2 separate regions of the Homo sapiens genome follow, and region 2 is linked to region 1. The links are chromatin loops, found by intact Hi-C in ENCODE. Cell type or tissue: CD4-positive, alpha-beta T cell. All regions are shown on one strand. Each heading gives the region's core, and the rest is flanking DNA. Links, peaks and the distances in the headings are about the cores only.

Region 1 (15,595 bases), core at 3,922-11,921:
CATACAACCATATAAAGACTTATTTATGAATGTTCATAGCAGTTTTATTTCTAATAGCCCCAAACTGGAAACAACCCAAAAGCCCATCAGCAGATGAATGCACAAACTGTATTTAAAACAGTTATCAAACAAATTGGAATATTACTCATCAATAAAAAGGAATGAATGATTGATGCACACGTTAATATGGAGAAAATAGTTTTGCTGAATGAAAGAAGCCAGACAAGAAAGAGTACATAGTGTGGGATTCCAGTTATATAAAATTCTAGAAAATGTAAACTAATCTATAGTGACAGCAGATCAGTGGTTACATGGGGATGGGGTAGGGAACGGATGGGAAGACATGAGAGGGAGGGATTACTAAGGGGAATAAGGAAACTTTTAGGGTATATGGATATGTTCATTATCTTGAAGGTAGTGATTGTTTCATGGGTTTATACTTATGTCAGAATTTATCAGATTGTATGCTCTAAATATGTGCAGTCTATTGTATAATGATTATCCCAAATACACCTGTTAAAAAGTGTGTTAATAAAGTTTTGACCATTGATCACAATTATTACATAGCCATTTACCTCAATTCACCAGTATTTGCGGAGCACTGGTGTAATGCAATTAGCTATAATCAAACCACAAAATGGCAGTAATGTAAATATCTGATGGTTTTAGATTTTTTCCAAACTCATCATAATTAAATTGTAATAGTTGACTGGTTTGAAGGAGTTCAGATGACTCAAAACAGATTCTTCCTAGGAAGGTATAGAGAGTTTCAATTTACAGATATAATGGTTATTGAAAATCTGTTATAATGTAAGAAAATAAATTAAAAACATATTTTTTAAAATGAGGGAAGGACATCTCCAAAATTAAAAAATGAGCTCTCTGTATTTAAAATAGGATTTGGCTTACAAAGCCTTCAATTGCACTTAACTTTTGTGAGAAATATTTATCCCTTAAAAGGATGTGTAGTCAAAGTGGTCACACTGACCCAGAACAGTAGCCAATCAACATTATTTTTATAGATTTGTGTGGACTTGGTTTCAAAATTGTTGTTTTTTCCTAATTTAAAATTTTATTTTTGAAATTCATTCATTGGGTTCCAAAGTCCTGCCCTTGTGAATAAATGGATGTATTCATACACATATTTGGTTGTTTATAAAATCTGCTTTGCATTTTCACACCATTGCAATGTTGTTCTAAGGTCATAGAATTACTTTTAAGAACAACATTAATACAATTCATAATGTTGATTTTTCTTCATGCTAAAGTGCTTTACATGTATCCCTATAGCCGTGTACTAGCTGCCTTTGCCTGGTTACGGCAAAGTATATATATATATATATATATTTTTTTATTATACTTTAAGTTCTAGGGTACATGTGCACAACATGCAGGTTTGTTACATATGTATACATGTGCCATGTTGATGTGCTGCACCCATTAACTCATCATTTACATCAGGTATATCTCCTAATGCTATCCCTCCCCCCTCCCCCCACCCCACAACAGGCCCTGGTGTGTGATATTCTCCTTCCTGTGTCCAGGTGTTCTCATTGTTCAATTCCCATCTATGAGTGAGAACATGCATTGTTTGGTTTTTTGTCCTACTGCAAGGTATTTTTAATCATTTGAGAGAGAAGGGTTTTTCTTTAAATCCATAGCTATTATAAGGCAAACCATTCTCAGCACTGGTGGGTAGTTTCATGGACTTATTATGCAAAGGAAATCATATCAGCAGTGATGAGCAGTTGAAGATTTCTCAGGTAGAAGTACAAAGATGAGACAGAGTCAGTCCAAAGCATTGGCAACTAAGTCTCAAAGTAAGGTAGCATTTGTGGAAATAAAGGGGGTAGTGGATCCTAGCTATAGTGTGGAAACAAGTAGAAGTTGGCTTATTGAGTGTGCTCATCAGCAAGTCATGCAGGGACCTCAGAAGCTGGTAGAGGGAAGAGAAGAAAGCTTGGAACTGCCAAGCCCAAGATGAGGGTGCCAAGGCTGTAAAATAGGACTGGTCTCTGATGGAGTCATAGAGAGGCCATCAGCATCACATTAAGTAAACAATACGTGGCTCCTTGAGCTAATAGGCCAGCATCTATAACTAAGTGGAAACTTTTTGGCAAGAAAGGCAAGATCCCAGGCTCTTCTAGAACAGAGGTTAACAAACTTTGGCCTTTGGGCCAAACATAGCCCGTGACCTGTCACAGCTTTACTTGTTGATAAATAATGCTGTACAGAAGCACATGTCTGTTCACATGTTACAATGACAGAATTGAGGAGTTGTGACAGATACTGCAGGGTTTGCAAAGCCAAAAATATACTCTATCTAGCCCTTTGCAGAAAATGTTTGGCAACCTCTGTCCTAGAAGATGGTGAGGCTTGGAGGCAGTATTGTGTTTCCAAGTGATATGTTTATCATGGACTGAGGGAAACCACTGAAAAGAAGGAAATGGCAAGGTTTAGGCAGGATGTCAAGACCGTATCTGAATAGTCTAGAGTCCAAGACCCCAGGTGTAGGCAGAAACCAAAGCAAAAGATCTCTCCTATTGATTGGACAAACATGGGGAGGATTAAGGCAAGAATGAGGCTCATTAGGCTTGTGAAATCCAAGCGCACCTTATAATAGATATAGACAATTCCAAAGCAAGGACAGCAAGTCCAGTTTCAATGATTGGCTGATGGGTTTCAGCCAATGGTCAGTTTGAAATGCTCAGTGCTGAGTGGGGCTGGGAAGGCAGAGACTGCCCCGGGAGTAAGGAACTATTAAGTCCAAATAACCTGGATCTTTCTGCTAGACAATAAGAGGATGGCGCTATCCTCTCTACTTCCTGTTCAATATAGTAGCTCATCACACTCATCAACAAAAGGAATGCAATGGAAATTAAAATATCTCCCAGATATGGTTGTCAGATTTAGCAAATAAAAATACAGAACACCTAGTTAAATTTGAATTTCAGATACACAAAGAAAAAAATTTAATGTAAGTTTGTCTGAAATATTGCATTGGACATAATTATACTAAAATTATTTATTATTTGAAATTCTAATTTCAGTGAGAGTCCCGCATTTTGTCTGGCAACACAATTCCCCGGAAACTGGCCACCTTTGTGATAAATTATGATTAACAAAACAATGTTTTAACTTCTGGGGCAGTAAGAAATTTCTAGACCTCTGGTCCTTTTTGTTTCTCCCTCTGTCTACATACTTCCTTTCCCACCTCCTTTTATCTCCTCTCTATCACTTCCATTTCAAGGCTTGTCCAGGAGGGAGGACCAGTCACATCTGTCAATACTTCCAAGAATTATCATATGGCTTTAACTCTCATTGATTAAACCAGAGAAAGGCTGGAAACAGAGAAAGAAGAAGTCAACCTTCTTAAAGTGACTCACAGGAAGGAAACCTGGTGGACGGACAGTTTGACGATTGGTTTCTGACTCACTGGAGATTTCTTTGCTAGAGATATGCATCATTAATTTGGTATCAACAAACCATTGACATTTCCCGGGCAGTACACAGAATGCTGTCGTGGTAAAAACAGGTTTAGATTAACTGCTGGGCACTTCCTGGTTCCAAACATTAAATTAAAATGGAGATTTTTGGGTTTCATGGAAATCTCTGAGATAAAAAGCAGAAGACTCTGTGAGAACCACGCTCACAGTTTTCAGGCATCACCCCAGCACTATATTCTGTGAAGATGTTCTTGGGAAAGGTTCAAGAGAAGTCAAATCTGTGTAACTTGCTGTATGCTGTGGTCACAGTGGATAAACCTCACCTGCAGTGAAGAGGATGTGGGCAAAGATTATGCTCAGTGATGACTTTAGAAGCTTGGGCAATATGTAAAAAACACTTACAAAACATTAAACTGATGGGATTTTCATTATTCTTCCCTACCAATCATTCTCTAGTGACCTTTCCACCACTGTGACAGTATTGGAGGCACCCATGAGGATCTCCCTCTGAGAAAGAACTTGCTGTTCAGCTGCAAGGAGTGCAGTTAGTTTGCAGCCCCCAGCTGTTTGCACCTTAGCATTGTCTCATCTTTGAAGCTCAGGCCATCCTCTTCTTGGGCAGCCCCCAGAGAAGGGCTGAGCACAGAGGGGTTGCTATGGCTTGGCCATTTCTTTCAACATGGGGCTCCTCAAATGAGCAATATTTGTTTTCGAAATGCCCATGAAGTGAGCCAAAACTTTGTCAGGTCTGCACTGAGCTCTGAGGCTCATGCAGTCCAATCCTGTTTCCTCCCCATTTTGTCTTCATTTCCCAATGCAATTGATTCAATGATTGTGTCCCCTAAAATTCATATGTGGAAATCCTAACCTCCAAGGTGATGGTATGAGCAGGTGGGGACTTTGGGTGACAATTAGGTCATGAGTGTACAGCCCTCGTGAATGGGATCAGTGCCTTTATAAAAAAGAACCCCAGAGAGCTCTCTCACTCTTTCCACCATGGGAGGATACAATGAGAAGTTGGAATCTGCAACCCAGAAGAGGGCCCTGACCATAACCCAACCATGTTGGCACCCTGATCTTAGACTTCCACCTCCAGAACTGTGAAAAATAAACTTCTGTTGTTTCAGCCACCCAGTCTGTGATACTTTGTTACAGCAGCCAGAACTAACACACCCAAGAAACCTCTTGCTTTCCTAATTCTGCCTTCTTGGCCACTTCCCTGAGAGCACATCTGACACACTATCATGGCTTCAAGGAAGCAGGCAGAATGGGTGCCATTTTAACAAAAGAAAATAAATTTTATGGGGAAAGTTCTTACCAGAAAGGAAGGGGACAAAAGGTTAAGTTCAGTCCTTCCTGCCCAAGAGAGATTGTGAATGAGAAAGAAATAGAGGCAGAGTGTGACCTTCAAATATTAGGGTCTTGCCTCCACTCTTCCTTGGGGTCAAGCCTTGTTGGGGGCGGGCTATAGAAGCATTTAGAAAGGTATTAGGAACCTAAGAACATTGGGCAAGTGACATACTTTCCCACACATGGCCTGGAGGAGGCTGAAAGCACCTAGGAGAAGCCTCGTATTTGTCTTGGCACCATGTCTAACATGGCTTGAATGAGATAGTGCAGCATTAGCAGACAGAGGAACCTTCATAGACAGCAATGTGATGTTTCCCTATGTTTCTACAGGCCCCGGTAAAGGTCAGGGAAATTCAAGGGAGATTGCTGAAAATGTAGAGGCCTGAGGTTGGGAAGTGGAAGCCACTGAGATCAAGGACTTTGATTTCTAGGGACAATGACATTGTCAGTGTTCCACAGCTATGAATGCCATTGCATGCCAATGGAGGGCCTAAACCAGGATCACCTCAGGGGAACTAGCATAGGACCTGATTCCCACATGCATAGTCACATGGTAATGCCACTCCCACCAACCACAGAAACAGGTGCTAACGTTGGGGAACTTAAGGATGCTGGAAGAGACCAAGAGTCCCTGATTGTGTAAGTCTGGTCTTTTCCTCGTTTCTCCACAGGGTTAAGGGCGCACAGGGAAGATTTGATCAGTTACAGAAAACAAAGAAGCTGCATATTTTCGCACAGCTGAGAGTGTGTAAATCAATTAGTGACCCCACTGCATTTGAATAAAACAGCTTACATTTTGAATTTTAGTCCAAGCTATACAGTTAAGAGGGTCAAACTTAGGGTCTCTTAAGTCACATCTGAATAACAGCCACCTGAAGGGAACCTCCATGGGCAGACAAACTTATAGTCTCTCTGTGTGGTGAACGTTTGGCCTTTCTCTAGACCACATTTTCCAAGCAGTGGGAAATGAACTACTGGTGATAACCAAGATGATTTTAGGGGGTGTGTGGACACCATTAATTAACACTGAATACGCCCAAAGTATTTCCAGTTTCTATAAGTCCTGATGACATAAGAGAAAGTTTTTGTGGCACTCTGGTCTTCAACCTCTCTAAAACCTTCCAATTCCTGTCCTTCTCCTAGCATTTTGTTTTTCGGAGACAGGGTCTAGCTCTGTCACCCAGGTTGGAGTGTGGTGGCACCATCAGGGCTCACAGCAGCCTCAACTTCCCAGGCTCAAGTGATCCTCCCACCTCAGCCCCCTGAGTAGCTGGGACTACAGGCATGTGCCACCATGCCCAGCTAATTTTTTTTTGAATTTTAGTAGAGATGAGGTGTTACTATGTTGCCCAAGCTGGTCTCAAACTCCTGAGCTTAAGCGATCCTCCCACCTTGGCCTCCCAAAGAGTCAAGGAGTGATTAAAGGTGTGAGCTACAGTGAGCCACCGTGCCCAGCTCCAATTCCCCTTTTTGACAGTGAGATCAGACTTCAGAGATTCAGTAGCACCCCCCATCCCAATGCTGCCTCTATTCTCCATGCAGCAGCCAAAGTGACCCTCAAAGAGACGTCAAATCGTGTCCATTCTTCACTTAAGAAACTCTCATGGCTCCTCATTTAACTCAGAGGAAAAGCCCAGTGGCCCTCACGGCCCTCCCTGACCTGGCACTTCACACTCCAGCCTCCCCGCTTCCCACCCCCTCACTTACTGCTTCAGCCTCAGTGGACTCTTGATTGGTCTCAGAATGTTCTTTCCCCAGACACCATGACAGCTCACATCCTCTTCTGTCAAGACTTAACCCAGATGCCACCTTCAATGTGGGGGCTCCCCAGGTTATCCTGTCTTGGATTGCAAACCCTCTTCCACTCTATCTCTTGCTCTGCTTCATGTATATGTGTGTGGGCATAATATCGTTTACTTACTTGTATTTTTGTTGTTTAAATAAATGTGTGACTTTTCGTATGTTTATTGCGGCACTATTCACAATAGCAAAGACTTGGAACCAACCCAAATGTCCATCAATGATAGACTGGATTAAGAAAATGTGGCACATATACACCATGGAATACTATGCAGCCATAAAAAGGATTAGTTCATGTCCTTTGTAGGGACATGGATGAAGCTGGAAACCATCATTCTCAGCAAACTATCACAAGGACAAAAATCCAAACACTGCATGTTCTCACTCATAGGTGGGAGTTGAACAATGAGAACACTTGGACACAGGAAGGGGAACATCACACACTGGGGCCTGTTGTGGGGTGCGGGGCGGAGGGAGGGATAGCATTAGGAGATATACCTAATGTAAATGACGAGTTAATGGGTGCAGCACACCAACATGGTACATGTATACATATGTAACAAACCTGCACATTGTGCACATGTACCCTAGAACTTAAAGTATAATAATAAAAAATAAACAAATAAATAAATGTGTGACTTTTATTGCCTGCCTCTGCCACTAGAATGGAGGCTCCATGAGGTCAGGAGCCTGTTGTCTTCATTGCTGTCCCCTCAATCTTTAAAGCAGAGCTCGGTACTTAGTGGTTACTCACATCATATTGACTAATTAAACAAATGAATGTTCCCAGCTCCCACCAGCCCCTCCTACCTGTTATGGTCAATATCATGTCTTCTCTCCCTCAAGGCTCCCTTTTCACCTCCTCCTTTTCCTGGCAAAGCAAACACAACAAACAAAAATCTGCAAGATGCTGGGAGGCCAAGGCAGGTGGATCACTTGAGGTCAGGAGTTCAAGACCATTCTGGCCAACATGGTGAAACCCTGTCTCTACTAAAAATACAAAAATTAGCCAGGTGTGGTGGTGCGCGCCTGTGATCCCAGCTACTCGGGAGGCTGAGGCAGGAGAATCACTTGAACCTGGGAGGTGGAGCTTGCAGTGAGCCAAGATTCCACCACTGCACTCCAGCCTGGGTGACACAGTGAGCCTCCACCTCAAAAAAAAAAAAAATAAAAATAAAAGCAAAACAGAAAAACCTGCAAGATGCCATAGTGCTCCCTTCTCAACTTCATGGAAATTCTGAAATATATATGGGATTCATTTTTCCTTCCAGATGTGCGATTTGGAGGGTGGAGTGTCAAAGGAAGAGAACTGGGGGAATTCTTGACCTGGCTGGGCTCTTCTTTGGCCCCAGCTCCCCGTTCATCCTTCACCTCCCTCCCATCCTGGCTGCTCACATTCCTATGTGGTGAGTTCTGCTCCTCAGCAGTGGAGCAGGGGCTGGACTGGGCAGGGGAGAGTCGCAGGCTCCATGTGTCCAGCCTGCCCTGGTGGACTGATGGTGTTGCCCAGGAAAGGCGTGCGAGGCCACGGCTTCTGACAGCCGCAATCTGGAGTTGCTGTTAGGTCTGATTGAATGATTGACACACCACAAGCAGAAATCTAGAACTCCAGAACGGGTCTGGTGGAAGGAGCCAACTCTGTTTGCAGTTTCCTCTTCTCACCACAGCACAGTGTCGGGTTACCACGGAGATAGGGAGGAACCTTCTGAGACCTCTCCAATGGTGGGTGGCAGCCACAGTCAGCCAGGGAGGACTACACCCAATCCTTGGCTCCGCCCCTCCTCCCACACCCCAAAAGAAGCCACACAGCTAGCCAGAGAGGGGCTGCCTCTGGAATGCACACCAGGGCTTGTCCACACACACTCCCCGGCCCTCTGCGCCTCTTTAGGGAGGTTCCTGCTGCTGGATCTGCTGCCTTCTTCACCTTGAGAGTGCATTTATGTAACAAGAAAACACCTGGGTGTTTTCACAGGTAGGAAGAGATTGGCGGCTGAGCTGTTCTCTCATTTGGATGCAAGGCTGTGAGATGGGGCCTCTGTTGGCCTAGAGGTCCCGAGAAATTGGGAGGAGAGGTGCCAGTAGCAAGCCCCAAGGTCGGGGTTCCTCCTCTAACCTCTCTGTGGGGTGGAGGCATCCACACCAAACCTTAAGAGGGAGCAATGGGTCTAACTGCTAATTCTGAAGGTGAGCAGGCCCGTTTCCACATGCCAATGTCAAAATCCAACCACAGTTTGACAAGCCTTTGGGAACATCCAGTAATTACATAATAGCACTCCCAAACATGACAAGTGCTTTCATCTTTACAAAGACTGTCGTGTTTGTTCTCACTCTCCTCCCCATATGAGTTGCTTCTCTTTCTTTCCCCTATTTTGCAGATAAGAAGGTGGAGGCTCAGGAAGGTAGAGTGACTTTCTACTACTAAAGAACTAGCAGGAAAGTATTTCAAATTCAAGTCTCATGACCCTAAATGCAGGGTATTTCCCAGTGGCTCATGGTAAATGAGTTCCTTAAAAATGAGCCACGCTGAGGCCTGAAACTACAGGGCTTACTGATGTGGCTGCAAGCTGCAGCTCTAAGCCAGAAAGGGGACAAGCTAAGGAGAAGAGGAACCACCTTTGCACTGGCGGACTTCAGCGTGTCTCACGCATGCCGAATGTTTACATGTGTTCCCCACTTGGTATCCATAGCAACTGGCAGAGGTGCAAAAATGCTTCATTGGTATTTGTAAGAGGATGAGAAGAAAGCCCTCCAAGATCCTCTTTCTCCCAGTGGGCAGGGCTATTTCCATCCATGGCTTCGTGACTTCTCCCAGCAGCCGTTTGGCATGAGGATTTCAAACAGCAGGGAGCCAGTGAGTCCACCGGATAGGTATTTGAAATGTACTGAATGGAAAGCCCTCATCTCCTGCTCCCTCTTCCAGGCAATTATTCATGGAGTCAGGAGAGGATTCTGTTATTCAAGGAGTCTCCATAGTAAGGGGCTGAGAGATTGTGGTTTCTAGTCTTTAACCACAACATTTAAGGCGTGGCTCCATTTTTCTTATAATTTCCAAGTGTACATCATTACCTAATTCTCCCTGAAGAATCGAAATTGCTTTATGATGCATATGTATTAGTGATGTGAGCTGAGGTTCGGAGCCAGCAAACATCTTTCTCAGAAACCTCCCTCTTGTTCTCCTCTCCCATGTTGCCCCTTGAAGTTACTCCTTCTACCAGAGATGCTCAAAGGTTCTTGGTCAGAAAGTCTATATTGCAGCAATTAAAACTGGGGTTCAACTCAACATATGTGTAGCAGAATATTTTATCTCTCAGCATCTCAATTTGTGACTTAAATGATTCATGAGATGTTTGTTAGTGCATTATGGTCAAAAGCACCTTTCTAAGTGCTTTGAGAGAAACAAGAATAAAAGCATTCCTAACCACACCCTGCCCCCTGCAATCCCACCAAGGATCTTACAAAACCCATTTGGCTAAGCTCTTATATAGCATTGAACCAATCACTGCACACTCAGCATGTGACCAACACATATATTGAAGCCCACGTGAAAAACTGAGCACCTATTCAAGTTTCCCAGGCAGGGCTAGATTCATGGGCAGGTAACCAGTGCAGTTGCACAGGGACCTCTGCTCAGAAGGCCTTGCTTGGGGTTTAATGCACAATTCTTAATTTATCTTTCAATGTGTATTTTGTAAGAGGAGTCTCATGGGACAAAGGAGCTCACTCGTGGTCCTGCCTCCTACCCACCCTCTGTTTGGGCCCTTAGTGTCCCAGGCTCCACTCTACCTACTCCCCACCCTCTGCTCCACAACACTTGCTACCCTTCCCTCAGGGTGACTACTAGGTCAGGTTGGCAGACAGGGAGGCAACATTCTGCCCACACCCTCTGCAGGGGCCTGGGAGCAGTTGTGGGGAGAGGCTCTGCTGGGTATGCACACCATGGCATCCTGGGAAAGAGCATGGCGGTGTTGTCCCTACCCTGGGCTGACAGCACGGTGGTATATTTGGAAGGCAACTGGATGGGGCCTTCTCACCCACTCCTATCCAGGTTACAGGTGTGTCCTGGTGTGGAGGTTGCAATCCCTTGGTAGGGGCACTGTAGATAGACTGAGGAGAGACAGGCTGTGGGAAGGAGAAACTAACTTATCTGCCATGGCTAGGCCTCATTTTCACTTTGCACTTAGGTCCCACCATTATGTAGCCAGCTCTGGTCCTGGACCAAATGGCCTCTAGTGACTCCCTCTTTCCAATCTAAGCAGGTCTTGCACAACTGTCATGAATGAAGCCAATTCTGATTTCCTATCAGTTCAATTTTTTAAAAATTGCATTCTGTTCCTCAGAATCCATTCCAACCATAAAAACATGAAAAATTGATTTTGATCTCAGTATAACATCACCTCATAAATATATTTTATATAATCACGATCTTTAGAACTTGCTCTCTGTATAAAATGGGTTTCACACCTCAGCTCTTAAAGGCACTTGTTTATTATGGAAAATCAAGCATAATGTAAAATTTACATCTTAAGTGTGGCTTATGAGAGATTTTCCTGCAGAGACAGGACTGACTGAAGCTTTGTTCTTTAAACTTGGGCAAACATTTTACATGTTGAAAAGTATCATTTTGATGATGATTTCTTTTCAACACTTTTCCAGCTTTCGAAGGAAGAATTACAAATAACAAGGCATGACACTTCCCCCAAAGGTATATTTTTAGCAATTTAATACCTGGTAAATTTTTCTTTCTTTTTGCTCAACAGCTAGGCGACTGCATAGGAGGTTGGCCCAAGCCAACACACATTCATTGGACATCTGCCATGATGTGAGCCAAACCCTGGGCCCCAGGAAGTGTGGAAAATATACAGATAAATTAGAAGGTCCCTGCCCTTAAAAAGCATCTAAGACCCTTAGTTGCTGAATAGACATAAATCTGTAGCTGCTGAAGGAGATGGCCAAGAGCTAGAAGGAGGCTGGCAGGCACTGCTTAGTGCCTTACTCCTCTCTGAGCACCATATTGTCAGCAGAAGAGGCCGCTTGGCCCAGGCTGACTGTGGACAGGTCTTGATAACTTGAGGTCCACTGGGAGTTGCTGTCTGCAGCCTGACACATAGAACGCCTTGCTTTTTGTTCTCTGTCTGTTATAGAAGTTGCTTTTGGAAAAGCACCATTTCTTGGGTCAGCATGAAGATTACCCTTGTGGTAGATGCTGGAAATATTAACTATTATTAACAAATATTACTTAGGGCTTGCTATAGGTGAGGCACCGTACTGGATTCTAAGCCTCTGGTCCCTGCTCTCAGGGCATCATGGTAAGTTGGAAAAGATATGTAAGCAAATGACTAAAGTGTGTATGGAACTTGGCACTGGGGAAGTGACAGTCAAAAGTCAGTTAAATCTCAGCTGTGACTTCAGCTGGCATAGTGACTTTGATCAATGCCTGCAAATTCTCTGGGCTCTGGTTTCTTTATTTGTAAAATGGATGTGTGGCTGAGGAGAAAGAACTTGTCTATCTGGTCTCCAAGTTGACTTTTCTGTTAAAATTCCCTGACTCTTTGAGCCTCCTAGAAATAATCAGCCCCCGATAGGCAAGCTTCCCTTTGACCTGTTTATTAGTTTTCTAGGGCTGCCATAGAAAGTACGGCAAACAGGGCACCTGTAGTCCCAGCGAGGCTGAGGCAGGAGAATGGCGTGAACCCGGGAGGCGGAGCTTGCACTGAGCCGAGATCGCGCCACTGCACTCCAGCCTGGGCGACAGAGCAAGACTCCGTCTCAAAAAAAAAAAGAAAGTACAGCAAACAGAGTGACGTAAACAACAGAAATTTATTGTCTCATGGTTCTGGAGTCTACAAGTTGGACATCTAAGTATCTGCAGGTTGGTTCCTTCTAAGGGCTGTGAGGGAGAATCTGCTCCATGACTCTTCCCTGGCTTCTGGTTTGCTGGAGATTTTTTACATTCCTTGGCTTATAGATCCCTGTCTTCGTGTTCATATGATGTTCTCCTCTGTGTATCTGTGCCCAAATTTCCCCTTTTCATAGGGATACCAACCATATTAGACTACAGGCCCACCCTACATCATTATAAATTCGTCTTAACTAATCACACTTGCAAAGACCCTATTTCCAAATAAGGCCATGTTCTGGTGTATTGGCAGTAGGACTTCAACTTATGAATTTTGGGGGGACACAATTCAACCCATAACAACTAGGTTTATTCATTTCTACCTTAGAATCTTTGGTCCAGTCTGACCCAAGATGGTAAATAGTTTTCATTTCAGTTGCTAAATCTTATCAATTAAAGTCATTACCTGGAGTGTTGTGTGAAGACATGTGAGTTGACATCTTTTTCCCTTTAGTGGGAAAGGCAACCGGAATTGGTTCAGCCCACCTGAGAAACAGGAGATTTAAAAAATCCTACTGTCTATCTTTGAACCAAGGACCCCACCCAAAAGGGAGAAACCTACAAAGAACTACTTTTTTTGGAGCTCTCCAATTGAAATGGTTCCCAAAAGGTGATTGCCAATTTGCAATCTTGCTACAGACAATCACACTAGCAGGGCCATCAAGCCCATCCCATGAGAATGATCAAATCTCCAATAAGACTCAGCTGTTCCATGGGGGAGTGAGGGGAATGAAGCATTCAGAAAGATAAAATCATCTGGGTTTTCTGAATGTTTTCCCTGCTGAGGTTGAGGCTGAGAACTTGCATTGGCTGAAGACTTGCAGCTGGAACCAGATAGGAAGTAAGCTTCTGGAAGCACTAAAATGAATTGTCACTCCCACTCTCGATACCCACAGCTTCAAAACCACCAGATGCTGACAGCTGCTGTGGAAATCTAAGCAAGTGGAGGGATATCCAGATTGAGCTGGCCAAGTTTGGTACAAGAGCTAAGAGTCTGGGAACAATGGGAGGTCAGCTTTCTGTGTCACTGTGGATACAAAGGAAGTACTTTTGAGACACAGACAGGAAGTGACTGAGGACTTTAAGGGCAGCTTGGGCTATCCAGGAAAGTTCTTCATTCTTGTTTTTTTCTGCTGAGGCTCTAGAGGGACACCTGTCAGACTGACCAAGGCCGAAGATGGCTCCCTACCAGAGAGATTCAACTGAGGGCTTGCGATAGGTCTTGTGACATTGCTATTGATCTTGAGACATTCATCTGAAGCATGATTGTCACTGGCTTCAAACTTTCCTCATCATAAGAGAGGGACTGGGTCTACTTCAAATGTTTCGCACTAATGAAGTTAACATTCCCTTTCATGGTGAGGTAAGTTGATTGCATTAACAGCCCCAGTTTTTCATTCTCCCCTGAGGCCACCCATTTGGTAGTACCCTCCCACACTGATTCTTGGTTTAGTCATGTAACTTGCTTTAACCTCCAACAGAAGCTTGAAAAACACTTGTTCATTTCTGCTTGCCCTCCTTAAGCTCTGCCCTCATCATGAGACCATGCCCAGGCTAGTCTGCTGGAAGGAAGTCAGAGGCACACGGAAGAGAGCCACATTCAGCCAAGGCCATTCTAGACCAGTTGTTCCCTGTCACTTCACTAATTGGCCACAGCACAAGGTAAGTACAGCCAAGATCAGCAGAATCACCCAGCTGACCTGTTGAATTATGAGAAATAAGGAATGGTTGTTGTTTTAAGTCACTAAATTTTGCAGTGGTTTGTTACTTAGCAATAACTAGTAAAAATGGTCTTCTTCATGTAAGGGTAAAGAGGGAGGGTTCATAGATTGGGCTTAAACTGTGTTCACTGTTGACATTCAATCTGACTAGGAAGCTCTGAGAAACTGACTGGGCAGGTCTGTTAGAAGGCTATTTGCATGTGATGCCTCCAGGAAGAGAACGTCCTAAGGCAAGAACAAGTCAAGGAGAGAAGGCTGGCCAGGGAACAAAGACTTAGTCATAGAGAGGCTGAGAAAATCCACCCCGGTGTCTGTCATTCTAATGGGTCCTCTGGCTTAGGCTCAATAGATTATTGTCTGACTCTTACAGTTGAAGGTAGAGGCAAGGTGTAGGTAGAAAGGATTATTTCAGTAACAGCTCCATAGGACGCCGAGACACAAGCTCCACAGCATTAAGATTAGTGTAAAAAAAAAAAAAGTAATACAATTGCAGCAGGCTGGGTGTGGTGGCTCACACCTATAGTCCCAGCACTTTGGAAGGCTGAGGTGGGAGGATTGCTTGAGGCCAGGAGCTTGAGACCAGTCTGGGCAACATAGTGAGATCCTATCTCTATTAAAAAAAAAAAAGTAATAGCCAGGCATGGTGGCACACAGCTGTAGTCCCAGTGACTTGGGAGGTTGAGGTGGGAGAATTGCTGGAGCCCAGAAATTGGAGGCTGCAGTGAGCTATGGTCATACCACTGCACTCCAGTCTGGGTGACAGAGCAAGATCCCATCTCAAAAATATAACAATAAAAGCTATTGTAGCAAGAGAGGATCTCTGTGAACGAACTACAAGTTCAGCACCCAGATGATTTCAGCATCTTAGTCAAAGGCCAATGCCCAGGAGGAGAAGATGGTGCCCAGCAGAAAGAGACTTAGTAACATCTGTCTAAATAGCTACATTAATTTATTATTTCATTCATTTATGCATTCGACAAACATTGAGGGCTATCCCAATTACTTTTTGTAAGGTTATGATGAACGGGGATCAAATGTTTTCGTAAGGTAGGATTCCTATCCATAAGAAGCCCAAGGACTGGTTCACATTAAAATATACTTTTTCTCTTGTGTTCTCTTGATTGATTGGTAATGACTGCTTACAGCACTCCAGGAACATTTGAGAGCCACATCCTGGTGCAGAGAAGTGCTGTGATTGATTAGCAATGTATGCTTTGGCCACATATTTGTAACCCTGAAGGTCTGGATTTCTGTCTGGCTCCATAAATAGCATGTAGTTTGAGACCTATGAACTAGGCCATTTGCATGTCTTATATGAAAAATCCCTCTCCCACTTCCTCTTCTGAGGCTGAGGGACAAAGAGATGAACTGATCTCAAGAGA
Region 2 (15,595 bases), core at 2,923-10,922, 70 kb before region 1:
GGCTTAAGCAGTGGTGTGCCGGTAAATGTTTAACAACCAGCTCTTTGGAGAAGAAATGCATATGGATATATAACCAATTATAAGTCTGTTATAAATTTTACTGATTTACAAGGAGTAAAATATATGACTTACTAAGAACTATAGAACATACAATACTCCTTATTGTATGTTATCACGGAATGCTTTACCTGATTTTATAGAACGCTTTTATTTGCAGCCAAACTATGATTGCAGTTGATGAATAAGTAGGTTACTGACCTAAATGTTGGTTGACATTTTCCTTTACACAAAAGAATAAGATAAAAGTTAAAACAACAGTGACACAGAAGTTTACATGTTTGTCCATGAAGAGAGTACTTTCTCTACTGAATCAGATAATTTTCAAATACTGGAATATTTTCTCAAATTTTGTGCTATTCATAGTGTACCAACTACAAACATGACATTTTTAAGTTTAATCTGCATTATTTACATTTTTCTCTATTATTTTCTTAAGTCTAGAGACAATCCACAATAAATCAATCCCTGATTTGTAGTATTTGCTGATTTCGGTGGTATAAATGCTCTGATTTCAAGCTTCCAATGTAATGTTACTGAGTGTAGAATTAGGAAGAGATGCATAGCTCTCCATTATTACATAGTATTTCCACCATTAAAGATACAATAGAGGTAAAAACCTCAAGAACATAGATAATAGTAAATGAATAGGAAGTGGTGAGCTTTGGGTATTTATTATCTTTGCTTCCGGTATAATTTATTGAATCCTAAGCTTATATAATTTAGCTTTCAGTAATAGCTGTGTTTAATAATCAGCTTGCAAAGTTCTTAAAAGTTTAACAATCAGCTCTCACGAGCTGGTACAAGCCAGCTTCAGCACACCACTGGCCTTAGGCATTCCAATGGCAGTGGTGGTGGGGGTCGGGGGAGACATACGCCAATATGCCATGCTTTTTAAAATATGAAACCCAGGGCCCCACTCCTGGAAATGAGTCTAAGGTGAGACATCAGGGTTTGAGGTCGGAGCTCCATTAACAACCTCTCTTTGCCAGGTCTTGTTCTCTGCTCATCTCCTTTGGGACCTCATGGGGTAGAGGGTGGAATGGGGGTTTGAGGTGGGAAAGAGTTCATGTGCTCTAGATCCTGGGGCTCAGCCACTTTTTTCACTACTGCTAACTTGGGGTACTGGCCCAGCCCCCTTGACATCCTGCGGATATCTTGCTATCCTACGGAAGTGGAAATCAACCCAATTTCTCAGTTCCTAACCAGAAATTAGACTCCTAGAGACCACTGAGAAAGCAGAACTGAATATGAAAGGCTGTGGGCTAGTTAGTTGGGACCATGAAATCTTTTGCTGGGGCTGGCTGCTGACTCATGGGGGAACTTTTCTGTCTCAGTAGCCCACATGCTCAAATATCGTTGTTAAGTAAAGCTTAAGGGCAAAGCGTGATGGCCTCTTGTGTTGGTGTAAAGCTTACTCAACAAATGAAAAAGAATGGTGGCCTCCATCATTTTTTGAAATTAGTCCATGAAAACCTGAACTTAGAACACATGAAATAAGGAATGATGTTATTTTTTAAAAGGGCTTTTGCTTTACAAAAAGACTCACAGTTACTTAGAAAATGCCCCTCAGGTAATTTTAAATGGTGCTTACAAAATCCTCATTTATATATATATATATATTTGCAGAAATACATATATTACATTAAACCTATATTCATTGAACAGTACCCAGAGTCTCTTGCATTATCACTGTAAAACGGAAATGTGACCCTAATTGAGGGGACCTGAGGAGATTGCATACTAGCATAAGGGTATGTTCAGGACAGTAAACACAAGAACTTCTTTTCTTCTCTTTTGCTAGGCTGAGAGTCAACTGTGGGCATCGTGACTGAGCAAGTAATTTTGAAACTATTTGGTAGTCTCTGTAACACCTCCTGGACAATAAAGTCACTAATGAAAATTGAGGTGTCTTAGCTTGAGTGAAAGTGTTAAAGCTTTTTCAAATGCCTGAAAAAACCATCATAAAACATACATGTGAGGGAAAAGACAGTGGGTTGTCATGGAACAGGAAAGCCATGAAATCAGATAAAGCAAAAGTACCATGCACTTAGAAAATTCTGTTATTATTTATTAGTTAAATTGGCCCAGAATTCCTTGTGGAAAAATTAAAAGGCTAATGTCCACAGGAAAAGAAAAAAAAAAAGAATTGTTCAGGGATTATTAGGAATCCAGTTGTTTTCCTGAGCAGTTTCCAAATCCTGCAGATACAAACAATAATAAGAGATGATTAGGGCATTACTTGAGCTTTTTTTTTTTTTTTAAAGAGTAAAGACATTTCCACTTGAAAGCTTCCATAAGTTCTGTGAATGCATGATTTCAAAGACAGAATGTCTAACTTGATTTCACAGACTCTTCTTGGCCATGGTAAACAGGTTAGAAACAGGCATGTGATTTGTTTTATTAATTTGCCACTGCCTCATATCTGCGCTTAGACAATTTGTACCTTTGTATTTTAGTGTCTCCAACTTGGAAATGTGTAATATTCTGTACAGTAACGTTTTCATGGAATACAGGGAACCAGTGGATCTTTTGACTTCTTGTACCATGTCTCCCACCTCTTCCCCTACTCCCTGTACTTGACATGTCACATGTGGGGTCTGCTGACCTGTGTCTCTGCCTCTGCACTTACTGTTGTCCCATCTCCAACTGCCATTTACACTTCCCTGTACCATCTGGATCCCTCATTTTATGACCCTAGGCAAAGAGATCCTGTTCCAGGAAGGCTTCTAGGATGATTAGTACCCTTTCACCTTCTGCAGACCAGAATATGCAACAAGCACAGCGATCTTGGAGAGCTTGGAGAAGGTCATGGCTCTAAGTGTCCTGGAGAGGTAGACTGGCTTCAGGAATTGGTGATAAGCCTGAACTAGTTTTCCGGTGCTCTGTGTGCTATTGCTGGGGCCAAGAAGCAATATTAGATGAAGCAAACGGGGACACAGAATCTTACTTTTAGGAAAGTAGCATGAATTTTGTCCTTTCATACATGATACAATGCTATATTACGATTCCTCGCTGTAGCTCGGAATTGGTAGCTCCTCTACTTTAAGGTAAAGCTAAAATTTCTTAGCCCGAGGAACAAAATCCTTCATGATCTGGCCATGACTCTTTAATTATGTCCTTTGCTGTATCCACATCAACCCATCCATTGTTTGGACTCCCCCAAAATGACAGCTACTTGTATTTTAAGGTTCAGGTCAAGCATAACCTCTTCTTGGCTCTTGGATGGGTTTTGTTTGAGACAGAGTCTCCCTCTGTTGCCCAGACTGGAGTGCATGGCATGATCTTGGCTCGGTGCAACCTCCACCTCCCGGGGGGTTCAAGCGATTCTCCTGCCTCAGCCTCCCGAGTAGCTGAGACTGCAGGCGTACGCCAACATAACTGGCTAATTTTTTGGTATTTTTAGTAGAGATGGGTTTTCACCATGTTAGCCAGGCTGGTCTTGAACTCCTGACCTCAGGCAATCCGCCCACCTCAGCCTCCCAAAGTGCTGGGATTACAGGCATGAGCTACTGTGCCCAGCCTTGGATGAGTTTTTCTGGATTCTTCCAGGTTGGGTCAAGCAATCCTCTGCATACCTGTAATGCCTTGCTCACCTTTCTTGGAGTACTTCCTGCTTTGTTTAATCATGACCTTAATTATCACATTCACCATATTGTGAGCTTCCTGAGAACAGATCATGTTTCTTCTTCTCAGTATCTCCAGCACCCAGTACAGTGCCCAGCACGTGGTAATTCCTGAACTAGTGTTTGAATGGTATCGGCGGCATTTTTTGGAAATTAAAGTTAATGAGTAAGAAGGGCAGGGTAAGAGATTATCTTGGAGCTCCACTCCTAAAAGAAATCAGAATGTTAACACTGTTGAGCAACCCGTGGAGGAGAAGAGAGAAAGGCAATAAAATCTGCCCCCTGCCTGGGATTGCTGAATGCTGGCAATCTGACCACTTGTGACTCAGGTATTCCTAGGAATATAAAGCACTGTGAAAAAGAAAATTAAAGGGCAAGCGGACACCCAGGAAGAACTTGAATAAAAAATTACCATTAAACAAACACTAAGGGAGAGTTGTCTTCAGTAAGAAATAATGCCCTAAGAATGTGTTAGGGTTCAGAACAAATAAATCTAGATAAAGAAGAGATTGTATTAAAAGCAACCTGTTTTGTGAAGCTGAAATTAGGAAGGATGATTCATAGCCCTCCTGGGTTACAAAGTACAGTAGGTAAATCAATGGCATAGCAGCAAAGAATCTATAGCTTATTATGTGCTTTTGGCTCAAGGGAAAGAAAGGTATTTCATTCAGTACTATAGCATGTGCCCCACAAAGCCGTTTGGTTGATAGAATCAAAGAAAGTATCAATATATGGAATTCCTTCCAAGTTGCAATGGTACATATCAGTGACCTCTAGCAGCCTGAAGCTGTGTCCACCAGCACTGTTATGTTGGTTTCCCCCAAAAGGTCATGGTAACTTGCGGATATGCTGGTTTGCATAAGGACAGCTGCAACTAGAGTTATATGATATTGTTCCCAGCTCAGCCCCACCCTGTGCCAAGAGGATTAATGATGGAAAAAACCCGAAGGGTAAAGAACTAACTGACACTTGGTCATGTTTCTATGAAACTATGGTAAATAAGCATTGAAAAGAGGCACCATTTGGGACCCTGGGCCCTAGAGCAATGAGCTCAGAATCTAGATAGTATTCCAAGTTCTCATCACTACCTGTCTGTAGTAGACTAACAAGAAACTTTCCTGATTTTCTTGTTTGGTTTCGGGGTTCTTATGGGCCCATTTAAAAAAAATAAGCATGTTGTCCTTTCCTCTGCAAAGATCTCACTCAGCTAGGGTCAGACTCAGTGAAAGGCACTTGCTTCTGCAGAGGCTCATGCTGGAGATCAGAAAAGGGCAGTCAGGACCTCCAAGTGGCTGTGTTTTGAAGACCCTTGAAGTCAGTTTATTTCTCCAAACTAGTCAAGAGTCACTCTCTGGGGCTGGGCATGGTGGCTCACACCTGTAATCCCAGCACTTTGGGAGCCAAGGTGGGAGTTCGAGACCAGCCTAGGCAACATAGCGAGACTCTGCCTCAACCAAAAATAAATAAATAGATAATTAATAAATAAGTCACTCTCTGCCCGGCCTCTTGTATTCCCTCCTCCAGTATCATTTGACATACTTCCTACCCCAAACTGCCTCAATACACTGACAGGTCAGTAGGTGGCCAAGAGATCCCAAACTGATCGTTTTATCTTGGAATGACTCTGGGCTTTACTGTCAGAATCCTCCTAATTTACACCATTGCCATAAAAGTGCTTGTGATTTTCCTATGGTAATGTTGTGCACTAAATAATGCCAAGGGAATCCAACAGGTAACAGTGAGGACACTCTGGCCCCTGTCCTGATTTTCGGTATATACCATTGATTTGCAGATTAACTGTGATTCTCACACTCCCTCTGTAACCTTCTAAGCATGCAAACGTCAAGGAAGCTTAGTCCTCAGATCTGCCCATTATCCTGCATATGGTGGTTAAAAATACAAACCCCAGCCTTAAAACTACTGGATAATGGGTCAAGTTACTCAACCTCTCTCTATTTCTTCTTTTCTCATCTAAAATATAGGGGTAATAATTATAATACCTACCTCATATGGTTATTGAAGGATTAAATGAGTTAATACACATCAAGTGCTTAAGTGTTAGATAATATTATTTTTTAAGCCCCTTTGGCGTGCACACATTCTCAGATTGTCAACTTTGCAGTTGCAAAGCGTAGAACATATACCTGAAAGAGACATGACTGATTGGCTAACCAGCTTCTTATTTCTAAAGAGGAGAAAACTAAAGTCCAGAGAAAAGACGGGTCTTTTCCCAAAATTAAATGGCTATTAGGGATAGTGTGTGAGCTAGCATGCAGGCTCCCTGCCATCTGAGGCAACTCTTCAGCATTCCATGGTTATTGGGCAATGAGAAGATCAGATTTCTATAGAGTAAATAACCATTTCCTAGATTAAATAATCTTACTCGCTTAGGTTTTTGGGATGGGCATATAGTGGAGGACTTCATAGCTTAAGAATATACTGCCAATTCTGAGTGTGTGAATTCAGAAAGAAATATAAGGATTTCAGAGGGCAAAATGATAAGTAGCCGATGGCCAGAGTTCCCACACTTCGAGGGCCATGGACTTTTGCTTTGGCAGTAACAGATGGCTGGATAGTGACCAAGGGATGCTGCCTAGGAAGAGCAGGTAATGGGTTTGCCAGCTGGAGCTGAAAACATTAAAAGACCAGTGGTTCGAGTGGGCACGGTGGCTCACACCTATAGTCCCAGCTGAGGCAAGTGGATCGCTTGAGCCCAGGAGTTCAAGATCAGCTTGGGCAACATGGCAAAAACCTGTCTCTACAAAAAAAAAAAAAAAAAAAAAAAGATTAGCCGGGCATGGTGGTGAATGCCTGTAGTCCCCACTACTCAGGAGGCTGAGGTGAGAGAGTTGTTTGAACCTGAGAGGTCAAAAGTGCAGTGAGCCTAAATGGCATCACTGCACTCCATCCTGGGCAACAGAGTGAGAACTTGTCTCAAAAAAAAATAAATAAAAATTAAAAAAAAATTAGAATTAAAAAGCACCCTTTAGAATAAGACAGTCTATAGGCCCAAGTTTTCAGTGGAGCCAGGGTCATGCTATCAACCTTGCTGGTTAGGTAGTCTCCTAGAGCCAGGGACACGGAGGCACCCCCAGGAAGGAGAGTTCCTTTCTAAAGCTGCAGAGCACATTAATTCCTTTATTTTTGCTGCATTGAGATAGTCTCTTCATTCCCCTGAAGGTTGACCATACCTCTTACTGTTTATCTCTGAGTTCTCAGGCAGTTCTCTGGCAGTTCTCAGGAACTGGCAGATTTTGTTGGTTAATGTATTGTTTAGACCTCACCATGCCCCAGCAGGTTGAGAAGTAAATGGTGTTTTCTTCTAGGATTAGACCTGCTGACATTTTGAAATAGCCTAGGGCTGCTGGAAAGAGGTACCCAGGAGTTCTCTCCCTTTGAGGACAGGACCACTACCAGTTGACCTGTCTCCCCCTTTCCTTCAAACTAGGATGTTGGCAGCAGAAGATGAGGCTTGGTATGAAAATGAACAGCTTGTGAAAGCGTAACAGGATGTGAGTAAATTAAAGAATTGGGGTTTTTCCCTTTGGTTTTTTAGGTAGAGGGGAGCCTACCTACAATGAAAAGTTAAATAAAAAGTACCCACATGAATGAAGGCAGGGGCAAGTCCAAAGCCAAGATACCGTTTCACTCTAAGTAAACCCACTGAGGGAATCCCCTCCCTTAAAAAGGAAAAAAAAAAAAAAAAAAAAAAAAAAAAGGAAAGAAAACTGGTTGGGCTTGGTGGCTCATGCCTGTAATCCCAGCACTCTGGAAGGCCAAGGCAGGTAGATCGCTTGAGGTCAGGAGTTCGAGACCAGTCTGGCCAACATGGTGAAACCCCGTGTCTACTAAAAATACAAACGATTAGCTGGGCGTGGTGGCATGCGGCTGTAATCCCAGCTACTCAGGAGGCTGAGGCAGGAGAATCACTTAAACCTGGAAGGCAGAGGTTGCTGTGAGCCGAGATCATGCCACCATACCCCAGCCTGGGTGACGGAGTGAGATTCTGTCTCAAAAAAATAAAAATTAAAAATTTTTTTTAAAAAGAAAACAAATTATTAGAAACTATGACCTTCATCATCTTTTCTGTGCCTATTCTCCACTGACTTCTGGTGGCGGGGGGGGTCTTGGAATTTCATCCAGGAGAATATGTCCTTGGGTTACATGGTTGCAGAAACAAATGACTTGGTACTTGATAGTCTTTATAGAAAGAGAAATCAAAGTGCTGCAGTTAACACTGGCCAAGGCACTTGAATGCAAAGCAAAAGTGACAAAAGGGACTGAGGTTGCAGTACGGGAAGTACACTACTGTGTCAGTAGTTAAAGGTGGTGGCCTTGATTTCTCAGAGGGAGAGGAATCAGCTTTGAAGATGCCTGTCACAGACACTAGAAAATCCAACCATCTAGGGCATTGTGTCTGCTGACTCTGTGCTGAGGGATAGAGCTAGAACCCAAATTCCAGGTCCCTGTGTGTTGAAAACAGTCAATCAGCATTCTGACCCTGCCCTGATTACTTTGAATTCAGTGGCCTGGAAAGCCCCATTGATTTCACTGTCTGATTTCTGGAAGTCAATTGAAAGAGAAACATAGCAGCAAGAACCTAAAAGAAAATACAAAAGTTAGCACCTTCTAAGAATAACTTACTGGTCCCAAGTTGGTGTCTATACCTAGTCAGCACCATTAAGAGTCATCCCCGTGGTTGGGGGAAGGTATACCTACAAGGTATTGTCTACATGGGGATTTATAACTTTTACTCTTTAAGGTTTGCCTGCTTGCCAGAGATGTTGCTTCGTTTACTGTTGTTGCTTTCAAAACAGTTGCCTTTTATTTTCCTCTTGCCATGGAAACTGAAATAAATAAAGAGAAGCATGGTTTTTGAATGTTCTCCAGCTTTAGATGCATTGAAGTTTTCAAGATCAGTCAATAAGCATTTTTCTGCCCAATTACCTGTGAGAAGATGTATCTATTGGGAATAAAGAATGGGGGGCGGGGGGTATTGGAAAGGCTGATCAATAAGGCTGGGCTTCATGTCAAACATGTCAATGTATGCTTAGGCCAGTTTCAAATGTTTGGTGGCATTTTGTTCACAAAAGGATAGAGTGTGTGCATCATATTTGTTTTTTTTGTTTTTTCACAAAATTGAGTTAAATCCAGTGCTTTTGTTATTGGCTATTCTTCATGTAGCTTTCTTTAGGGTGGTTGTTTACAAAGACTTCGGCATGGTTTCACAGAGACTCATTCCAGTGGAATCCAGTTAGATGGTCCTAATGCTTTCGTTCCAGCTATGACATGTGTTTTGATTCACAGTATGCTTGGATGGACTGTGTGGATGCTTCATTCCTATGGAAGACATAATTCAGAACAGAAAACTTGTAACAGCAGCATCTTGCCTGCAAAATTATTTAAGAAAAAAAAAAAAAAGACTTTCTGGTTAATACCAAAATCTTTAACTGTCCTTTAGATAGGTACTGTTTCAAGTAATTAACCCACTGTGATTCTCAACAATGGGTCCATAATAGCCTTACCTGAACATTAACTCCTCCTATTTGCCCCCATTACTCCCAGAGATTCCAGTATTTTTTTAGTGGGGCTTTGGTGGTGGTGTGCGTGTATGTATGTATGTGTATATGTTATGTATACACATGCACATATGTGCCTTGGGTGTATGTAACTATGTATGTATATACACACATATTTTTAAACATAAATTTTTATAATATTCATTTTAAACAAAAGTATACAGATATATAATCTTAAGCACCACAGGTGAGTTTGAAGTCCAGCCATTGTTGGGAACCATGGAATCAAACACAATTTTTTAAAAGCACTTTGCTTTCATGACAAATAATACACTTAAGGATAGGAAGAGAAGGAGATGCTCACAGATACAAAGACGTTAAAAAAAAAATGCCCATGTTCATGAAGGGGCTTGCTTACAACCAATTGCTCTCTTATTTCACGGGCTCTTTTGATTTTACATAAAGTTCAGTGCTATAAAACTCTGTAAAATTTCATTATGTTTTTAAAGTCAGAGGCAGGGAAAAAGTCACCTCCAGGTGTTTAGAAAACTAAAAAAGACTGCCATTTCACTGGGCTAAGTTTGAAGCCCCGCAGATGCAAGTGCCTTGTATTCATGAGTCCACAAATAAGGAGGTGTTAATGATCAAGGTAGTGGTTGAGTGGATCCTGGTAAATACAGCTTCAATTGGAGATGGACTCAAGCAGTTCAGCATATACAGCAGACACACAAGCTGATGATAACCACTTACTATGTGCTAGGTACTGTTCTGATGCTTTGCTTACATCACCTCATGACATCTCGACAACAAGGTAGGTATTATTATCCCTGCTTTATCAATGAGAATTTCAGTCACAGACCCTTGACCACATTTGCTCAGCTAGTAGGCAGGGACTGGAACTCAAATCCGTGTGACTTCAAAGCCACGCAGCAACCACCACACCAGTCATATGCTCTGCCCTGTGGATTGGGCCATATTGAAACAATAAAGACCATCGAGCTGATGGATTTCGAACCACTTCAGAGAAATATGTAAAAGGCTTACATGCAAAAATATGTTCAGAAGACAAGCCAAAAGGCCAAGTATTCTTGTAAATGTGGCAGTGATGACTGAAGACTTTATTAAAAATATATTAAGCATGTAGATAGAGAGTGAACTGCTCATAAATCTAGGTGGTTTTGTTTACTTCTATTTTTCTGTATGTTTGAGATATTTCATTGCTGATTATTTTTGGGCAACGGGACATGGAAGAAAGTTGATAAGCTCTTCTGAATTATGACTTATTCAGGTAGTTTTGCATAAACCAGAGGGCAGATAATTGCTGATATGACCTCAACAAAGAGATAAGGTGGAGAAAGGAATGTTTGCTAATTATCTACAAAGGAAAGAGAAAGGTGAGAAATAATAAGTTACCTGATTCTCTGTGTTCTGTGCTTACTTGTTCCTCCAAAGCATTCTCCCCAGCATGTCTCTTCCAGCTTAATAACTGAAAACACTTAGTCAACAACAATACACTCTAGTGGAAAAGAGATCCTGTTAGTTTTCTAGACGATGCCTGTTGTGGGTATATTGTTTCCAAAATTATATTAGTGCTCATGAGCTGGAATCGCTGCACTTTACACACTCAAAATTATGAGACCATTTGTCCCCGGTGGTAGCTCAGTTTTTGGAGTGAACCTCAAAAGCAATCCTTGGCTAACAGAAGATTCTTCCAGATTCTAGCAATGTTTGTTCAAAGTGGGGCATAGCTGGCCAGGTGTAGTGGCTCACACCTGTAATCTCAGCACTTTGGGAGGCTGAAGCAGGCAGATCACCTGAGGTTAAGAGTTCAAGACCAGCCTGGCCAACATGGTGAAACCCTGTCTCTAGTAAAAATACAAAAAATTAGCTAGGCGTGGTGGCACACGCCTGTAATCACAGCTACTTGGGAGGCTGAGGCATGAGAATTGCTTGAACCCAGGAGGTGGAGGTTGCAGTGGGCCGAGATTGCACCACTTCACTCCAGCCTGGGTGACGGAGTGAGACTCCATCTCAAAACAAACAAAAAACAAAAAGCAAAAAAAAAAAAAAAGATGACAACAAAGTAGGGCATATCTTATTATCTTATTTACACTTACTTCCAGAGTTCACTGTAACACAGAAGGTTGTCCTTTGATTTTGACTTTTGATTCATGGAAATGTATACATGAAATTGAATTTCCTAATCTTGTGTTTCAGAACAGCTGACTTGTCTCAGGCAAGTGTGTGCGCATTATATAAGGAAGCAGTGGTCATTTATCTCATCATATATTGGACTGTGAGGCATTAATATATATGTCTTGTTCATGGGAGCCGTTGATTTTAGGAAAGCTACTTATGTAAATAAGCAGTAACAGAAGGCGCTCGGCCAAGCTTTAATGAGACATCTCAGCTCTCCCTCTGCTAAGTCAAAAAATGTACTTTGAGACTTTAATCTCCAGTAAAAGTGACAATGGAAAGAGCAATTTAAGAAACACTCCTTGCACATGTTCACAATGTTAATTTTTAAGAAATCAAAGCCATATATACAATATAATTCTACTTTTTTTAAAGTACATAAATGCAATTAATTAAATAAGACTGCAAGAATATACAAACCAGAATGCTCACAGTTGTTAACTTTCTCTTGAAGTTAACATTTCAGATGATCTTAATTTAATTTAATTTTTTTACCTTTCTGTGTTTTCAAACTTCTTTGTATTCAGCCTATATAGCTTGTTTAACAGGAGAAAAATGTAATAAATGATTAAGGGTCAGGAAAAAAGAAAAAGAAATGAATATGCACCTTCATGCTACAAACAGACCATTTCTAGTACTGGAAATGTCTGCAGCTTTATTCCTCATTTTGCAAATGAAAACCACAATACTGCCTATAATCATAGCCACTGAAGTGGTCAGGAAGAATCTTGTCAGTTCTCCAGCTTTTGCAGTGGAGTGAGTTGGATAAATTTCCTCCTCAAAGGACGTTTGGATGAGTGGAAGCTTCATTAGGAAAGAGGAGAAGCCCATAGGCAAGTCTAGAAAACCTACGTCCCATCACTGTACTGGAAGACTCATGAAGTCCGGACAAAGTGTGATACAGCCTGGTGTATGATGCTCAGTAGTGTGAATGAGATGTGTGATACAACCTGGTGTATGATGCTGAGTAGTGTGTAATGAGAGCCATGACCCAGCTCTTCCAGGACACCGTCGAGCAGACATTTGTGGGATGGTCGAAAGTCACTCAAAGAAGAGATGTCAGTAGTCACCTGGTTCAGCAGGCTCACTGGCTCCTCATCAGAATTGCCTGGGGAGTCTTTTCAAATGCACATTTCTGGTTCCCACTCTCAGAATGCTGGGTTCAGGGTTCAAAGCTCTGCAAGTGATTCACATGGACTGGTTTGTTTGTGATCTACCTTGGGAAAACTCCTTTTACAAATGAACTGAATCAACGGAATAGTTTCTTTTTCCTATTTACATTATGCCTGGTATGCTTTGCGAGTGTTGGGCCTTTGCAAGTGTCTCTTTTCAGAAATGCCATGTTTATTCCATTGCCTTTGCCCAAAACTCTGCTGGGACTCCCCCACTTTTCTTAACAGTGTTCAGAAATGGAATTCTTTTAACTGTCTTCAAAAACAGAGTGACAGCATGCTTTTGAGAGGAGAAGGAATGCTAAAATAATTTGTTATATATTTTTGAAATATTTGTCAAATGAGAAAGATTTTGTTATATTAGTGTAATGACAAAAACTATCGTATTAAAATATTTTCAAAAATAATTTCTAATAAGCCAAATTATATATCCTTGTACATTAATGTAATAAAATTTAAACGCCTATATATTGGCTATATGACCATTAAAATAATATAATCAGAAATTATTCTTGTTTTGTAATCACTTTCTTAGTTATTTTTTTCTTTAAAAAATTTTACTACTTATAAAATGTAATATGTGTAATTGTGATACGTAAGTAACAAAATAAACCTACAGAAATGTTATTTTTAGTGTCTGAATTTTATACAATACAAAAAGTAGAAGTACTTTATTAATGTGGTATCTTGATTGATCATAAAATTTTTCTCGCTTGCATTTCTGCAAATTCATTTATTAGGTCATAACTTTAGCACTTTTTTATGCTTTAATATTTTTTAGCAGATTTTTAAAAGAGCAGTTTTAGGTTCACAGAAAAATTGAGTGGAAGGTAGAGATTTCCCGTATCCCCCCTGCTCCTACATATGGCATTGTCTCCGCCATTGGCACCATCCCCCACCAGAATGATGGATTTGTTGCAACTGATCAAAATAATTTACATATCATTATCCCCAAAGTCCATAGTTTGCATTAGGATTCACCCTTGGTGTTATACATTCTATGGATTTGGACAAATGTATAATAACGTGTATACACTATGACATGTATCTACGCATACAGAGTAGTTTCACTGTCCTAAAAATCTTTTTTTCTTCACCTATTCATTCTGAGCCATTTTTAGCTCTAGTACTGAGTCATTAATATTTTTCTGAAGATTCTATTTTTTAGTATGTTTTAATGTTTTGTGGTTTTTTAAAAAATAAAGTTCCTGAGATCTTCAAAGTTATAATCTATAACTAATAAATTTAAAATTATTGATATATCAATTGACTCTTCTTTGTAGCAAAAAGTATGTTTTTCAATTGAGAAAATATCCAGTTTTACAGATGCTGAGGTAACTGGTAAGATCAGGGCAGTTTATGCTGGATGGAGAATATTCTCAATTCTGTATTTGGTATTGATAAAACTAAATATTTCGCAGATACTGTTCCACTTAGAGTAACTGTTTTGACAATTTTTTAAATGTTTTTGGGTACATAGTTGGTATATATATTTACAGGGTACATCAGATACTTTGATACAGGCATGCAATGTGAAATAAGCGTGTACATCATGGAGAATGATCCCCTCAATCCATCCCCTCAATCCAATTCAATTTTATAGACAATCCAGTTACACTCTTTAAGTTATTTTAAAGTGTACAATTAAGTTATTATTGACTAGTGTCATTCTATTGTGCTCTCAAACAGTAGGTCTTGTTCATTCTTTGTTTTTTTGTACACATTAACTATCCTCGCCTCCCCCACAAATATTTTTAAAAACAAAATTTAGCAAAAAGGTTGTCTCTGTTTTAAGTGCTTTATCAAATTTAGATGCTGAAAAATGGTAGGTTTTCTGAATTTTACTTTATTCCAGCACAGAGTACTAATTTATCTAATTAATTAACAATAGAAGCCCATCAAAATATTCTTCCTAGATGTCAAGATACTTGAAGCTCAATGACTAATTTTCCTAATAAAATCTCATATACTATTTGATCACTATTTTATGTGTTTAGAAACACTTTGATTTAATATGAATACTTTTTTTTTTTTTTTTTTAGATGGAGTCTGGCTCTGTCGCCCAGGCTGCAATGCAGTGGTATGATCTAGGCTCACTGCAACCTCCACCTCCTGGGTTCAAGTGATTCTCCTGCCTCAGCCTCCCAAGTAGCTGGGACTACAGGCACCCACCACCATGCCTGGCTGATTTTTGTATTTTTAGTAGAGACGAGGTTTCACCATGTTGACTGGGCTGGTCTCAAACTCCCAACCTCAGATGATCTGCCTGCCTCAGCCTCGCAAATAAGAATATATTTCAGTGTCTTCTTGTTTACTAGCTTTGTTTCTATTAATGGCAGTTCTCCAAAATCTTCAAGAGCTACACTTTGGGAACTTTCCATTTATTGTATACTTTAATTAAAGGTTTCCAACTGATTTTAAATTAAATTGAATTTAGAGTTCTCATTTTAAAATAAGTAAATAAATAAAAGTTCAGTACATTATAGGACACTTAGGTTGATTTCCAAAACAATTCAAAGGTTTAAAAATTTCTAATATCTGATTGATTATGGGCAGTGAAGAGGTAAATCTCATATGATTATGTCAAGATTTTTTTCTAATTCAACATTAGCCTTGTGGAAAAAAATTGATAGTTTAGTTGTTGTGTGTGTGTAAATTTTGACAAACAGAGCTTCTGTTTTTATTAGTAGAATGTTGTAGCTTGTTTGTACAAAATGATGGCTTACATCTTTTTTTAACCAACTATAAGTACAATTTTATAGCTCAATGAACCTATCGCTTTTGTTAGATGGGAGCAAGCAATGGGAAATGTCTACCATTTGGCTTTAAAAGTCTATAAGCAACAGTTACCTATGATGTGTGAGTTTGGGGTAGCTTCCAATTCATCATTGTCCTGACACATGTCAATTACCACATATAAAGTCAAATACAATGTCAAATCCAAAGCCTCAGAGAAAAAAAAAAAGAATCCAATTCCCAAGAGAACAGTGATAATTTAATGTAAAACTAAAGTATACTGACATTA

What was found. Hi-C counts contacts between places; a loop is a spot of excess contacts. Peaks named below come from ENCODE experiments on the same cell type or tissue, not always from the same donor. Only the 100,000 strongest peaks of a DNase experiment are listed, where the experiment ranks them.
Region 2: it touches region 1 in a loop (4-fold over the local background); 15 of 110 quality-filtered maps call a loop at or near these places.

Annotation. Positions count from the first base shown.
Region 1 is chr11:35,074,422-35,090,016 of GRCh38, forward strand. LOC105376627 (a long non-coding RNA gene) reads left to right here and starts at 8,412. Exons shown (of 4, transcript XR_931194.2): 1 at 8,412-12,465; 2 at 14,017-14,154. RefSeq lists enhancers at 3,673-3,722, 8,490-8,609, 8,960-9,109, 15,371-15,480. In CD4-positive, alpha-beta T cell, for the core only: a CTCF peak has its summit at 8,438; DNase peaks (open chromatin) are centred at 8,300, 9,190 and 9,620; H3K4me3 peaks cover 1,953 bases; H3K27ac peaks cover 4,325 bases.
Region 2 is chr11:35,005,596-35,021,190 of GRCh38, forward strand. It overlaps LOC105376626 (a long non-coding RNA gene), which reads right to left. Exons shown (of 4, transcript XR_001748180.2): 4 at 2,108-12,575. Among named protein-coding and RNA genes, the nearest start is that of MIR1343, 72 kb to the left of the region's middle. RefSeq lists an enhancer at 8,297-8,346. In CD4-positive, alpha-beta T cell, for the core only: no CTCF peak of the experiment used is centred there; DNase peaks (open chromatin) are centred at 7,276 and 8,296; H3K27ac peaks cover 2,362 bases.